2 separate regions of the Mus musculus genome follow, and region 2 is linked to region 1. The links are chromatin loops, found by intact Hi-C in ENCODE. Cell type or tissue: left cerebral cortex. All regions are shown on one strand.

Region 1 (8,000 bases):
TGCTATCCATTCCGATGGGGCAAAGGTATCCGTCATCTCCCTCCCACCCTAGCCCTTGCGTCACCCCCAGCCCCCACCCCCGCAGGAGGGAAACGGGAGATTTTGGGGAGTGGGGAGAAAACCCCGGAAAAAAAATCAATTACAAGGGAGAAGTTGAGAAAGGCAGACGCCACGCTCATGGTAATTTCCCTGCTTTGGTAGAGTGGTGTCTTTTGGATGGGATTTGTGTCTTTTAGCCTGTCTGGAGCTGCCGGGTAGAAAGATTCAGCTCTGGGCAGAGTGCCTTCTCTGAGCAACTGGAAGGAATGGGGTCGCTCGGCTCCTCTCTCCCCACTGGAAGGGTTTAGCCTCCACCTAACACCTTTTGGTCAGACCTAGAACTACCCTCTGGGCAAGGTTTAATTAATTTCAAGACTTTCAGAGCTCCAAGCTCTGAGAAACTTCAAAGCTCTAGAAACTTCTAGCCATGTTACCTAGTAGGGGGCAGAATTTGGTTTTAGATCTACCACAGCAAATCAGCACGGGGTGATGGTTTTGAAACAGAGTTTTTTATTTTATTTTATTTTATTTTTTTCCTCCATTCACACTGGAACAGGCCAGGACCAAATGACAGGAGTGGACCCTGCTGCTCTGAGGCTCTAGGGGAGAGTCCCTTAGTGCTTTCCAGCTTCCAATGGCCCGAGGTGGTCCCTACCTCAAGTTCTGGAGGCCTCTCGGTATAAGGATCTTTGTGTTAGACTTTAGAATTCATCCATACTCTATTTAGTTGGTTGTGATTCCAAACTCCTACTGTTTTGAGACTGGACCTTAGGATTGAGCCCTTGATGGGTTGGCATTTGTGATGTAAACTAGACTGCCCTGAAACTTGCTGGGATCCTCCTGCCTCTGCCTTTAAGTGCAGAGACTACAAGTGTGCTCTGCTAGAGCCCATTTTCTAAGAAAGGCCACAGTCACAGGTTTTTGAGGGTTAGGAATATCTTTGGGCGGGGGGTGTCTACCATTCAGACCACTACAAAGCAGTTCCGGGAAAAGGGAAGTTACTGAGGAAACGTGATATAGCATGGGCTGAGATTGGGGCGCATACAGATCCTCCTCAACTGGGACCACAGTCGCTTACAGGGAAATGGCCTCTAGTTTCCTCAGGCTGCCCTTGAGGGTGTTAGAGTACCTCTCCTTTTCCCAGTGCATCAGAGACCCCAGAGATCCTGGGCTTCCTCCATACCTGTTCCCTTCCAGTTTGTCAGGGATGACAAGATCACAGTTCTTGGCTTCTTACCAAGGGGTGTGTGTATGTGTGTGTGTGTTTGTGTGTATCTGTATGTCTATCTATCTGGACATGCTTTCATGTAGCCCAGGCTGATGTTCCTAAAGGTGGCCATGAAATTCTAATCTTCAGGCCTGCATCTTCTGAGTGCTGGGGTTCAGTGGTACCCCCACTTCCATCTCACTAGCAGGGTCTCTTACGTCCTCTCTTTTTGTCACCTATGGTTTCTACACTGAGCCCCTGGGGTTCCTGTGCCTCCCTTCCCAGAGCCTCTGCTGCGCCCCAGACAGTCCGCTCTCCTTGGTTCACATCTCCACTGTTCCCCTGGCATTCTCAGCTGCCTCCACACCTTCTGCCCCTTGCCTCTTAACCTGTTTGCAGCCTGACTTCTGCCCCTGTGAGAGTCAGAGGATGACAACCACACCCATGTGTCCTATAACCACTCCCTTTCCGGCTTCTCTGTGGCCTCTGGACACTGGTGGCCATTGCTGACGCTGTCTGTCCTGGTTTACTCCTTAGGTTCCGCATCTGTCTCCCCTTACTTTCTCTGGCGGCGGTGTCTCCTCCCTACAGCGGCACTTTTCATCAGCTAATTATTCATTAGGACTCTCGATCCCCCTCTTGAGCTTGGGTCCCTTATCTCCAGGTGGACACTGGCAACTCCTTCTATTGTCTCTGCCCACATTAGCCCTGCAGCCCTGCTTTCTGTTTCTCTCCATCACCTCCACAAGACCTGACAACTTGATCAGAATTCTCCTCACCCAACTGTTTCTTTCCAAATGTGCTCCCTCACCTCCCAAGATCCATGTCACCTTTTTTTTTTTTTTTTTTTTTAAAGAGACAGGGTTTCTCTATGTAGCTCTGGCTGTCTTGGAACTCCCACTGTAGACCAGGCTGATCTCAAACTCAGAGATCCTCCTGCCTCTGCCTGTGGAGGGCTGGGTGTGCATCACCATCTGGCGTCTTCCTTCTTCTTCCCTTCATTTACTCCTTCCCTCCTCTGGCAGGATCTTCCTGCTTGAATCTCGAAAGCCCTGGGATCACAGGGGTGTCCCACCATTACTCATCCCTATAGCTCTTGCACCCACCAATTCTGGTTCTGTACCCACTGCCTGTGCTCTGGACTGTTGCCGCAGCCATCTCGCCAGTTTCTGCACACCCGTTTTTTTCTCTGACTCCTTTCTGTCAGGCTTCCTTTTTATTTAGTGGGTTCCCTGGTTTTATTCAATGTAATTTCCTTGAACCGTCTTCTGGGGCCTGTGTTGTTTGACCTTGACTCCCCTGTCCAGCTTGGACTACTTTACTTCGTTTAACACACCATGGGATTATTAAGCTGGAAAATACTTCCTTCCCTATACACTCCTCCCTTTACACTCATTCTCCAGAGCCCATTTGAAAGTGACATAGTTTCCATGGAATTTTTGATTCTCCAGTTGAATGCGATCTATGGCACACCTAGATTTATTTAGTGAGCGATAGATAATAGACTTAGATAGACAGACAGAGAGACGTGGGGGTTAATGCGGATGTGGGAGTCAGAGGACAACCTTGCAGAGTTGCTTGGCTCCAGCCTCCGTTCCTTTGGTCCCAGGGATCAAACTCAGACCAACAGGCTTGCATAACAAGGGTTTTTACACACTGAGCCACCTCATTGGCCCCCAACTCTTGAATTTTCATTTCCTTGGAGGCACAAAGGAAAATAGAGCTTTGGGGTCATGTGCCCCTCCCGCTCCCCGTGGCGGACCTGGGTCAGGATGCCACAGTGCAGTCAATATCAGTAGCAGAATGAGAAGCACGATGTGATTCCCCTTCTTAAGGTCTCTCTCCACAGACAGACATGCTGTGCTACGCCAGCTGAGAGAGTTATCCTCTCTGGACTTCTGTGTTACCTCTCACCACTCTGAGCAATGCTTTCATTTCCTGGGGTTGACCCGCACTGAACTGAGAGTCTCTGCCATGTGACGTCATCTCAGAATCACTCCCAGAGCTTTGAAAACTTCTGTAGAAGGCGCTGTCCAGCTTGACAACCTCCCTACAGAATGTTAAAGAATTGGAGTCGGGCAGTGGTGGCACACGCCTTTAATCCCAGCACTCGGGAGGCAGAGGCAGGGGGATTTCTGAGTTCGATGCCAGTCTGGTCTACAAAGTGAGTTCCAGGACAGCCAGGGCTATACAGAGAAACCCTGCCTTGAAAAACAAAACAAAAGAAAAAAGAAGAAGAAGAAGAAGAAGAAAAAAGAATTGGGGCTGGTCCAGTGAGATGGCTCAGTGGGCAAAGGGGCTTGCTGCCAAGCCAAAGGACCTGAGTTTAATCCCCCCATGGTGGAAGAAAGGACATCTGCAAGTTTTCCTCCGATCTCCACACCCACACCAGCGTGCAAAAGCACTTGCACATGTGGCAGAGCCAATGCACGAACGGATGCACGTGTACACACACACACACACACACACACACACACACAAAATATATTTAAAGTTGAGCAGTAATGACAAGGTTATAATCCTTGGGAATTTTTTCACTCCCCGTGTAGCCATCCAGTCTCTCTTGCTTTCTTTATTCCAGGACTTGGATCAGTTCCTTGTACACAGAAGGCAGTGAATGAATGAATGCTTCCTTGATGTTGACTGGGTATTCCAAGGACCCCACAGTAAAAGGAGCAGCGATTTGCCACGGTGCAGTTCCTGAGATTTCCCACAAGATGTCACTGTCTGCAAGCACCTGCCGGATCTTAGTTGTGGCTAGAGGGTGAAGAAGAGATTAGTTCTCATTGAGTGCCTCGCTGCGCTGGCCCCTAGGTGAGGCCCTGAGAAATGGTGATGACCTACATGGCCTCTGTTCCTCAGAACTTAAGGCTAATGCTAAATGCTATGCATGAGTTGTTTTGCTTTCTAAACATTAAAGAGTATCTGTTCACCAACTGAGGAAATGTGGCTCTGAGAGGCTAATTGATTTACCCTGAGGTCACACAGCATGTGGAAGAGCGTTCATCCTGAGTTGACCTGTTTTTTTCCTGATAGCTACACAGTCACACAGTAGGTTCTTTGACAGCATTTGCTGGGAGCTGTGCATTGTTCTGATCTAAGTGCCTGTTGTTGTTGTTGTTGTTGTTGTAGTTTCACTCTCCCTAGCTGGCCTGGAACTCACTATGTAGACCGGATTGGTCTGGAACTCACAGATCTGCCCACCTCTGTCTTCCAAGAGCTGCTATTAAAGTTGTGTACCACCACACCTGGCTTATTCTAAGTGTTCTCTCTCTGTTGTAGGGGGATGTGCATGGTTGCCATTGCCATCGCGCTCACACATGTGGAAGTTAGAGAACACCTCTGTGGAGTTGGTTTTAGAAGTCACAGCTCTGTGACAGAGACACAGAATATGTGCCTATGTGTGCCTATGTGTACCTATGTGTGCCTGTGTGCGCCTATGTGTGCCTATGTGTACCTATGTGTGCCTGTGTGCGCCTATGTGTACCTATGTGTGCCTGTGTGTGCCTATGTGTGCCTATGTGTACCTATGTGTGCCTGTGTGTGCCTATGTGTGCCTATGTGTACCTATGTGTGCCTGTGTGCGCCTATGTGTGCCTATGTGTACCTATGTGTGCCTGTGTGTGCCTATGTGTGCCTGTGTGTGCCTATGTGTGCCTGTGTGTGCCTATGTGTGCCTGTGTGTGCCTATGTGTGCCTGTGTGTGCCTATGTGTACCTATGTGTGCCTGTGTGTGCCTATGTGTGCCTATGTGTACCTATGTGTGCCTGTGTGCGCCTATGTGTGCCTATGTGTACCTATGTGTGCCTGTGTGCGCCTATGTGTGCCTATGTGTACCTATGTGTGCCTGTGTGTGCCTATGTGTGCCTGTGTGTGCCTATGTGTGCCTGTGTGTGCCTATGTGTGCCTGTGTGTGCCTATGTGTGCCTGTGTGTGCCTATGTGTACCTATGTGTGCCTGTGTGTGCCTATGTGTGCCTATGTGTACCTATGTGTGCCTGTGTGCGCCTATGTGTGCCTATGTGTACCTATGTGTGCCTGTGTGCGCCTATGTGTGCCTATGTGTACCTATGTGTGCCTGTGTGTGCCTATGTGTGCCTGTGTGTGCCTATGTGTGCCTGTGTGTGCCTATGTGTACCTATGTGTGCCTATGTGTGCCTCTGTGTGCCTGTGTGTGCCTGTGTGTGCCTGTGTGCGCCTATGTGTGCCTATGTGTACCTATGTGTGCCTGTGTGTGCCTATGTGTGCCTGTGTGTGCCTATGTGTGCCTGTGTGTGCCTGTGTGTACCTATGTGTGCCTGTGTGTACCTATGTGTACCTATGTGTGCCTGTGTGTGCCTATGTGTGCCTGTGTATGCCTGTGTGTGCCTGTGTGTGCCTGTGTGTACCTATGTGTACCTGTGTGTGCCTGTGTGCGTCTATGTGTGCCTGTACTAGCATAGGAGAAGCAGGTCATGTGATCCCTTCTTCAGGATGTGGGCACTCTACAGATAACACTTGTCAACTCTGGCTCAGTGACTTACTCTCTCTGAGCCTCAGCATTGCCTCCAAAAATCAGTGGATTTTGCGACACAAGTGGTAGGTTGGTTACCTGCGCTGGTTAGTTTTTACCAATTGGACATAACCTAGAGTCATCTGGGAAGAAAGAGTCTCAGTAGAGAAACTGCCCAGGTTAGATTGGCCCGTGGCTTTGTCTATAAGTTTTCTTTTTTTTTTTTTTTTTTTTTAAGATTTATTTATTTATTATATGTAAGTACACTGTAGCTATCTTCAGACACTCCAGAAGAGGGCGTCAGATCTCATTATGGATGGTTGTGAGCCACCATGTGGTTGCTGGGATTTGAACTCTGGACCTTCAGAAGAGCAGTCGGGTGCTCTTAACCACTAAGCCATCTCGCCAGCCCATGTTTTCTTGATTGATGATATGGGAGGACCCAGCCCACTATGGGCAGCACCATTCCCTAGGTAGATGGATCTGGGCTGCATAAAGCAGCATCTCCCCATGGTTTCTTCCTCCCTTCCTGTCCTGACTTTCTTAAATGGCAAACATGGACGATGAAATAAACCCTTTAGTTCCCAATTTGCTATTGGTCACGGTGCTTATCACAGCGATTGATAGGAAACGAGACCTTCTCCTATGAGCTATCACAAAACCCAAGCACTTAGGGAAAAGAAGGAGCTGAAGCGTCTGCTTCCTGTAGAGAGTACCCTCGGAGCATGGTTGGGGTCCTGGTTTAAATCTTCAGCACCAGGGGTGGGGATGGCAGTGGGGGTGACAGACACAGGAGGCAGGGAAGGCGAGAGGAAGAGGGCTGAAGACTGAAAACACACATCTAGCTTTAACTAGTCCAGATCGCGGCACACACATTACCCACTGGGCCCTACTTCCAGTCTGTTACCCCATCATTTTGGCTCCTGTGTTGGCATGTGAGTCAGGTTGAGAGTTGACGGAGTCCTCCTAGAAACTGAAGTCTGGCCCAGGTGTCCAGGTAAGTCAGCCACTCCAGGGCGATGTAGCTGAAGGAAGGTTGGTAGGAACCTTGAGGGTAGGACTGGGCAAGAACAGCTCAGGGATGTGTGTAGAGAGAGGAGGGGCTAAGGCCAGAAAGAACCCTGATGACATCAGTGGCCATCAGTGTGGAGTGAAGCAGAGGCTGATGACGTCAGTGGCCATCAGTATGGAGTGATGCAGGGGTGCTTTGAGGCCACTGCTAATTTGCCAACAGATGATTCTTCGGGCCTGACTGGGGCTTCCTAAACCTCTGTGCAGTCGAATGTGGCTACGTGACTAGAATCGCATCAGTGGGCTGCAGGGGGCAGTATTGTGTGCCTTCCCAGCCTGGTTATGCCCTTTCAATTTCTGCCTGGCATACCCCAGGATGGCAGCCACCCAAGGTTGGTCAGGAGACCAGGAGGGTGCCCTAGAGGGCAGTACAGTGGCACACACACAAAAAAGCTGGAGTCTTTGAGTAGCCCTGACAACAGAGTCCAACCAGCTTTTGTTTTCTTGGAACTGCAGGGTAGAAACTTCACATTCTTTAAGGACCCATTTTATTTTACTTTATTTTATTTGTTTATTTTAAATAGTTATTTCTTTATTTTAAATAGTGTCTCCCTATATACAGCCTTGGGTTGGCTAGAACTTTATTTAAAGCTCAGACTAGCCTTGAATTTGCAGTGATTATCGGGCTGTGAGCCTTCACATTTTGAGACTCTGGGCTTTAACCACTACACCTACTGGTTTTATGACCCACAGTTCTTGTTTTATTTGTTCTAAGGCAAGGTCTCCTATAGCCTGGCTGGCCTTGAGCTCTATATGTAGCCAAAAAATGGCTTTGGATTTCTGATCCTATGAGAGCACCCACACCTGCCTAAAATATAGTTTTAATAGAGATTTAAGTTCGAACATTGGGAGATAGAGCGAGGAGCACTTAGGAAAAGGTCTCCCCAGCCGCTGTCTTCCATGTTACAGGAATTTAATTAACTAATACCACTTGGCCTAACTAAATTAATGCAGTTTAGCATAATACGACTATATGACTAATTCAGCTAATTAACAAAAATGTGTTCCAGTAGCCAGGTGTGTGGCGCACATACCCACACACCTGGAATCCCAGCATCTGGGAGGCAGGAGATGGTCCTCGTTTGGAGATCAGCCTGCTCTGGTTCTAAGTTCTAGCCAGCCAGAGATTCACGTGAGACATTATCTCTCAGAAGGTGTGGAAGAGGGCTCGGGAGGGGCCTAGTGAGATGAC
Region 2 (8,000 bases), 260 kb after region 1:
TGCCTGGCCCACTGCTAAGCCTTATAAAAATGACTGTTAGGAACATCCCATCGAAATCGATAGCTGTGGGAACCACGTAGATGGGAAAGGTAGATGCTGAGCAGAGCAGAGAGAACTATGCCTAGAGGCTACCGTAAATGCCCCCAAATTACATAGCAAAGACAGCAGAGCCCATAATTACCTTCAAGCAGCTCAGACACAGAAGCCTCTTAACTGGCAAAGGGCTGAATCTCCTCAGAGCTTCAGGTGCCACCATTTAAAGCCAGAGACCAAGTGCAAACTCCAAGCCACTGCTCTTCCCAACATGAGAGGACTTGCTTAGGAGACACAGATCTACAGAAATCACAACTACCCTGGCCAGACTTACCACGGTTCTCACAGCCTAGAGGCTGCCAGAAAGACTGGCACAGAGTAAGTGTGGAGAAGACAGCAAGCAGCACCAAAGCTCAGCACAGAAAAAAGACCCAATTCAATCTTAGAACTTCTCCTCCAAAAAGCATAAAATATTCCATACAGTTTTCACATCTTCCCTCTACTCCTGTAAGGACATGAACAGGACAATTCACAGCTATCCCACTTCACAAATAAAAGGGGAGGACAAAGATGACAAGTCTGCCCTCCATACCACAGCTAATGCTCAACTTCCAAAAGAAAGAATCCAGACTTTCCTAATTCTCTATACAGCATGCTGCCTCCAAACAGCAGTCAACCAAAATGTTTACACACAGATACCTAGCTCTTCTCAATCCACCCGAAAAAGCTCTTGGACCAAGAACTCTATTTCTTCACTGCCCTCAACAACGCGTCTTTGCAGAGGCGCAGCCTGATTTGCTCTGCAGCAGAAATCTGTATTGTGCTTAGTGTAAGGGCTGGTGACAGAGCAGCCAATGGCCATTAAATTCTGCTTCCAAGGCAAAACACCATACAATGGTATATGCCTTTTTCACTTCCTAATCTATTAGACGCAGCAGCTAATTTCACGCCACACCTCATACTTGTCGTCTTGGGAATCTTAGAGCAAGTCCTGGTCAATGTGGAACAAAGGCAAGACAAACCACAGAAAATTATCAATCCATCCTATGCCATTATCCACAGCTCCAACCGTGCCCTCACCCTCAGCTAGTGCAAATTTCATCCACATTGGCAAGTGGAGCATCAAATACAGAACCTACCACTGTGGGGGATGGGGATTGTTTCAGAAACCACACACTTTTCAAGACCTAAGCTCTCAGCAGTAATTCATTCATTCTCTCTCTCTCTCTCTCTCTCTCTCTCTCACACACACACACACACACACACACACACACACAATAATAGTAATAAAAACAGGCCCTACCTAAAGGAGTAGACACAGGGAACAACAATCAGGGCAAGGATCTGGGTTTGGCCCATGACACAGATGTTCAGAAATGGCAACAAAGCCAAAATAAGTCCACACCTTTTATCTTGGAGAATTAAAGTTCCCTTGAAAATCCATGTCCAAGAATGGGTGGTTTGTGAACAAGGATAAACTAGGAAGCTTTAAAAAAAAAATTTAAATTGGGCCCAGATATACTTATCTTTCAACATCCCCCTACCCTCCAAGATTCTAGTGCTCAACAAAGTTATCAATTTATCTGCTCTTTGCCCTTGGTCTGTCACTGTCTGTATGTTTCAAGACTACATCACAGAAACCATACCAAGACCAATTCCAATCAGGCACAGTGGCAGCAGGCCTGGTCCTTGGGAGGAGGTAGGAAGAAAGAGCAAGAGATCCAGACCAGTCTGCTACACAGTGAATTAAAAGCAAGCCTGATCAACATAATAAAAACCTTGTCTAACAAAACAAAACAAAAGCCACCAATTCAAGTTTAAAACAGATTCAGAACTACAACTCACAATGTTATACCACAAGGTAAGACTCATTCATGGCTGCAAAAGCTGACAGCTTTCCAAACTGACACTACAGAACTATGTCCCGACAGTAAAAGTCTAGCCACTTCTTAGAAATTCAGGGGAACAACTCACCATTTAAGTTTGGAATTGCCATTAATTGGACTAGAAGTCACTGTGTATACCTCACCTAGACCTCTCACCTCCGTGTGAAAGTGAGAGAGTCAGCACAACGCCATTCAGAAAGTGGTCAGCACACAGGCTTTAGACAGCAAATATCCAGGAACAACCAGAATATTAAGGGAGCTGCCCAGCTAATTGCTGGCCAGACTCCTCGGGCTATTTGCATGCTTGTACTTGCGAAGAGAGTGAAGGCTGGTGCACTGAGAGAACAAGCAAGACGATCAAGATAATAACAGGCAGGTGATTGACACCAGCTTTTCGGCCCCAAGGCCACACATTTCCAGCAACCTTCAGCAATGGTAGTAATAACAGACATGGGAGGGGTGCTTAAAAAGTGGGGCCGGAACAGGGATGGAAGGTGAGGCCGGGCTTCAGATCATCCCCAGCAAGAGACGCTAACCCACTGAGAAGTGTCACAGAGTGTGAACTCTCCGAGAGTTGAAAGCTGTTTCCACAATTAGCTCTGACCTAATGCGAGATGTCACCACCTTTAATCCCAAGTGTCTGCCTCCTCCTGAAGTCCACAGCTCAGCTCTAACAGTATCGTGTTGGCAGTAGGGGAAAACGAGGGAAACGAAACAAGAAATGGAACTTTGTCGCTTGCCCACCCCCAACCCCCAAGCCAATCTCACCTCCCCGTATCCAGCTCCCGGACCGCTGAGCCTCCCATGTCGGTCAGGCTCGCAGCTGAAGCTGCCAGATCTCCCGAAGGCCTCTTGCCGGTCCCATCCCCGCCGCCCGAGCCGCCGTTACAGCTCTTCGTGCGAAACAGGCGACTGAGGCGGATTTTGAAGGAGCCCTTCCGAGAAGGGCCTGCGAGAGGCCGGAGGGGCCCGGGAGGCGGCGGCGGTGGGGGAGGTTGCTGCTGCTGCTGCTCCCCTCGGCTCAAGCGCCCTGGAGGGACCAAGTCCTGCAGCGGAAAGGGCACCGGGGGTAGTTCGGGACCCGGAGGCTGCAGAAGCAGCCGGCCACCCACTCCTCCTCCTCCACGGCCGGGGCTGCTGAGCTCCTCTTCCGAGCAGCTGTTAGTCTCCAGGCTCTCGGCCTCCGATTCCAAGCCCTCCAGGACCAGCAGCGCGTCGCTCGTCTCCGTCGGGTCCTCCCCGGCCTGCGGGGCGGCAGCAGGCGGCGGGGGTTGCGGCGGCGGCGGCTGCGGGGGACACGGGCACGGACAGCAGCCTCCGCCGGCAGTCTTGATCCCCGGCCCCGCCGGCTGTCCGAGCCCCAGGGCCGCCAGCTGCGCCTCTAGTCCAGCCACGGGACCCCAGGTCCGCTCGAGCGCCAAGCCCGGCGGGAGGGCCTTGGGATCCAGCGCGCAGCGGTGCCGGGGACACAGCAGTTCCGAGGGTCCCGGCTCCCGGGCCGCCTCCGCGTCCTCCTCCTCCGGCGGCCGCCCCACGTTGCGGAACACCATCAGCTGAGGCGGCCGGGCGCCCCGCGAGCCGGGCCGCGCGAGGAAGGGTGGTGGCGGCGACGGGCCATGGCTGTGGCCCGGGGGCGGCGGCGGCGGCGGCGGGCCTGGCTCGGGGGCGGCCTCTCCATAGCCGAGGAGGCGGCTCAGGACCCGGTACGAAGCGGCCGCCGCCGCCGCCTCGCCGTCCCGGAGCTCGGCCCCCTGCATCGGGGTGGCGAAGGGAGGGAGGGCGGGCGGCTAGGAGCCGGGCTGGGTGGGGACTAGGCCGGGCCCCGCCGGAGCCCCGCCCGCCGCGGCCCCCGGAGCGACAGCGCTAACGGCCGCCGCGGCCTCTGCCTCATAGAGGGGGCGGGGGGGGGGGGGCGCGCGGAGCCCAGCGCGAGCCCAGGCCGCGCGCTGCCGCCGAGGACCGCCCCTAGACGTCACTTCCTGTCCAGGGCCCGCCCCCTTTCCCCAGGGTGCGCAAGCGTCGGACTCCACTCTGCCTGACGTTTCTCTTGGCCCTGGTAGCTATTGGCCGTCTGCTGCATCTGGGGCCTCCGTGGTCTCCGGCACCGACCCCTGCTTTTTCACTTCCTGGGCGCCCGGGCCCTGTCCACCGTCCTGTGTAGAGCAGTGCAGGCCTCGGGACCCGGGTCTGGACCTGGGAGAGGGTCGTGGACCTTGGCACTGTCTGGGGGTCTTGTCCTGTCCATGCTGCCTGGAGTGTGTGACCTTGGCCAAGTCATTTCATTACATCTGCATCCTCTTTCCTAGCATCCGATGAACTGTGGAATGACTACATGAAAATGGGTTGTAGAGCCTGCAGTGTGCTCTTCCGTGCCAAAACAACTGGATCTTTGAGAAGACAAGAGTGTGTATATAGTTAGCATAATCTCATCATGAATTTGAAATGAAGAATGGATATACACAATTCCAAGAAATGAAGATATACAATAGCCAATTCTGTACGACTGATGGCCAAATACATCCTTCCACTGATTGTTGTCATAGTGTATGTCATGTTGAGGATAGAATCCAAGACGTGGCACGTGCTAAGCAACAGTTCCATCACCAGACCTCATTCCCAGCCCTTCCCAAAATGATGACAAGTGACCAAGGACTGCAATTGTAACAAGAATTTTTACTAATATTTTCCTCTGTTGATGAAAGAGAACAGTGAAAAAGCAAAACCTGATCAAATCATCAATCATGGGGGCAACTTTGCTGAGTCGGAATTGGTTTCAGTGACGGGGAAGAGTTCCTTCAACGTTTTTGTGCCATTGCTAATGTAACACCTACAGATAGATGTACAGGAGATGTAAATCAGAATCGCTGTCATAATCTCCATCACTTAAAAAAAATGTATGTGTATGCACATGTGTGTGCAGAATCCGAGAAAGGGCATCAGATCCCCTAGACCTAATTATTAGCTGCCCCAAGTCCCTGGACATGGGTGTTGAGAGCTGAGTTCTGACCCTCTGCAAGAGCAGAACAAGCCGTTATCTGCTGAGCTAGCTCTCTAGGCCCCTCCATCTCTCTTTCTTTCTTTCTTTCTTTCTTTCTTTCTTTCTTTCTTTCTTCCTTCCTTCCTTCCTTCCTTCCTTCCTTTCTTTCTTTCTTTCTTTCTAGACAGGGTTTCTCTGTGTGGCCCTGGCTGTCCTGGAACTCATTCTGTAGACCAGGCTGGCCTTGAATTCAGAATCATGTCTGTGCTGGGAATGAAGGAATGTGCCATCACCACCCAGCTCCCTATACCCCTTTTGTTTTTCAGACAGGGACTCTCACAAGTATCAGGACTTAAGTTTGGATCCCCAGCACAGTATAAAAGCCAGGCAGAGCAGCATGTGTCTGTGATCTTCGCACTTGATGTGGGGTGGATCCCGGGAGCTCCCTCACCAGTCAATCTAGCCAAATTGATGAACTCCAGAATCAATGAGGAACAGGCACATTACAGAGCCATCTTCCCAGCCCAGTGGGGTCATTCTGAAATAGAAATTTGCTCACAGCCTGTGATTGTAAAGATGTATTTACATATATTTCTCTGCACACCAAAAGACAGCATCAGACCCATTACAGATAGTTGTGAGCTGCCACGTGGAGTCCTGGGAATTGAACTCAGGACCTCTGGAAGAACAGCCAGTACTCTTAACCACTGAGCCATCCCTCCAGCCCCACAGCCTGTGATTGTAGTTGTTCATGCTTTCTGCATTCTTAGGATAGAGAGAAAACCCTCTATGTGACATATAGGGTCCTAATGGTTTTGCCCTGCCTACGTCTTACTCTTACACATTGCCCACCAAGCTGTATCTTGTCTGTTCAGTTCTGCTAACACCGTTCTTTTTAAGACTTATTTATTATTATACATAAGTACACTGTAGCTGACTTCAGACACACCAGAAGAAGACGTCAGATCTCATATTAAGGGTGGTTGTGAGCCACCATGTGGCCGCTGGGATTTGAACTCAGGACCTTTGGAAGAGCAGTCAGTGCTCTTACCCGCTGAGCCATCTCACCAGCCCAGTTACACCGCTATTTTCAACATTCATGGGCATTCTTCTGTTATTTGCCACTGCTACCCCTTTTTTCTCCTGCAGTGTCAGGACACAAATCCAGTGTTTATATCTCCAAAGCAAAGCTGCAGCTTGACCAGTGGCCAGCATCTCCCACCTAACTAAGCTCCATTCTCAGATAAGTTTTCTCTCGGGTTTGTGCTCAGTGAACTGGCCAGCCTTCAGACTGAACTCTCTCCTCACCAGACCGGGGAGATGTACGTTCTCTCTCAACTTCAAGACCCAGTCTCTGTTACGCTTAATTGCACATGTGTGATTTGATTAACACTCTGTCCAGACTAGAGAGATGGCTCAGTGGTTATCACTGACCACTCTACCAGAAGACCCAAATTCAATCCCCAGCTCCCACACAGGGGAAGCTCACAGCTCCCAGTCCCAGGTGACTGCATCCCTCTAGCTTTCACGTGGGCGTGCCCATACACAGGTGACTAAAAATGAAATAAGTCATGGAGCTAGAGAGATGGCTCACTTAAGAGCACTGCTTACAGTTTGGAGAGATGGCTCAGAGGTTAAGAGCACTGACTGAGTTCAAATCCCAGCAGCCACATGGTGGCTCACAACCATCTGTAATGAGATCTGATGCCCTCTTCTGGTGTGTCTGAAGACAGCTACAGTGTACTTAGATATAATAATAAATCTTTAAAAAAAAAAAAAAAGAGCACTGCTTACTCTTCTTGTGGATCCCAGTTCAGTTGCCACCACCTACACTGTGGCTCACAAAGGTCTAATTCCAGCTCCATGGGATCAGATGCCCCCTTCTGGACTCCTTGGGCACCAGACTCACACATGGTAAATAGACAAGCAAATATGACAGCCATCAAAAGCATAAAAAAGATAAAAATAAAAACAAACAACAACAACAAAAAATAGGGTATGGTAGTGCACACCTTTAATCCCAGAACTCAAGAAGCAGAGACAGGTGGATTTCTGTATGTTCTAAGCCAGCCTGGTCTACATAATGAGTTCCAGGACAGCCTGAGCTACATAGTGAGACCATGTCTCAAACAAACCAAAGATAATAACAATAAAATATAAATCTTTAGGGGCTGGAGAGATGGCTCTGTGGGTAAGAGCACCCACTGCTCTTCCAAAGGTCCTGAGTTCAAATCCCAGCAACCACATGGTGGCTCACAACCACCTGTAATGAGATCTGACTCCTTCTTCTGGAGTGTCTGAAGACAGCTACAGTGTACTTACATATAATAAATAAGTCTTTAAATAAACAAACAAACGAACAAACAAACACATCTTTTTTTTTTTTAAATCTGGGGCTGGCAAGATGGCTCAGCAGGTAAGAGCACTAACTGCTCTTCTGAAGGTACTGAGTTCAAATCCCAGCAACCACATCGTGGCTCACAACCACCTGTAATGAGATCTGACTCCTTCTTCTGGAGTGTCTGAAGACAGCTACAGTGTACTTACATATAATAAATAAGTCTTTAAATAAACAAACAAACGAACAAAAAAACACATCTTTTTAAAAAAAAAATCTGGGGCTGGCAAGATGGCTCAGCAGGTAAGAGCACTAACTGCTCTTCTGAAGGTACTGAGTTCAAATCCCAGCAACCACATGGTGGCTCACACCATCTGTAATAGGATCTGACACCCTCTAAAGACAGCTACAGTGAGTGGAGTTTTATTCCCAGCAATCAGGTGAGGGCTCACAACCATCTACAGTGTACTCATATACATAAAATAAATAAATAAATCTTAAAAAAAAAGTCTGCCTCCTCTAGTAAAATATAAGTTCCAGAAGGCAATGTTTGTTCTCTGTCCCTCACGGCCTCTCTAATGTCAGAACGTAATGTCAATGACTGACATGAAGTAGGCCCTTGATATAGAAATACAGAATTGTCAGACAACCTTAAGCCTCATGAACGATCCACGATTCAAATCCACCTCAAATTCTGCACGACAGAATTAGCAGCCACTCTTGTAAATGAAGAAACAAACTGACATGCAGCTATGGTTGATCGGCT

What was found. A loop is a pair of places that touch in the nucleus more often than their neighbours do. Peaks named below come from ENCODE experiments on the same cell type or tissue, not always from the same donor. Only the 100,000 strongest peaks of a DNase experiment are listed, where the experiment ranks them.
Region 2: it touches region 1 in a loop (2.2-fold over the local background); 3 of 42 quality-filtered maps call a loop at or near these places.

The regions. Positions count from the first base shown.
Region 1 is chr11:97,618,610-97,626,609 of GRCm38, reverse strand. It overlaps 2410003L11Rik (RIKEN cDNA 2410003L11 gene), which reads right to left. Exons shown (of 4, transcript NR_045496.1): 4 at 3,717-4,003. Among named protein-coding and RNA genes, the nearest start is that of Gm38962, 4.0 kb to the right of the region's middle. In left cerebral cortex, CTCF peaks have their summits at 3,958 (motif pointing right) and 7,060 (motif pointing right); DNase peaks (open chromatin) are centred at 3,965 and 7,081; H3K27ac peaks cover 368 bases.
Region 2 is chr11:97,358,111-97,366,110 of GRCm38, reverse strand. Socs7 (suppressor of cytokine signaling 7) reads right to left here and starts at 3,819. Exons shown (of 10, transcript NM_138657.4): 1 at 2,688-3,819. The coding sequence starts at 3,676. In left cerebral cortex, no CTCF peak of the experiment used is centred here; DNase peaks (open chromatin) are centred at 2,623, 3,087, 3,420, 3,924 and 1 more place; H3K4me3 peaks cover 4,568 bases; H3K27ac peaks cover 2,981 bases.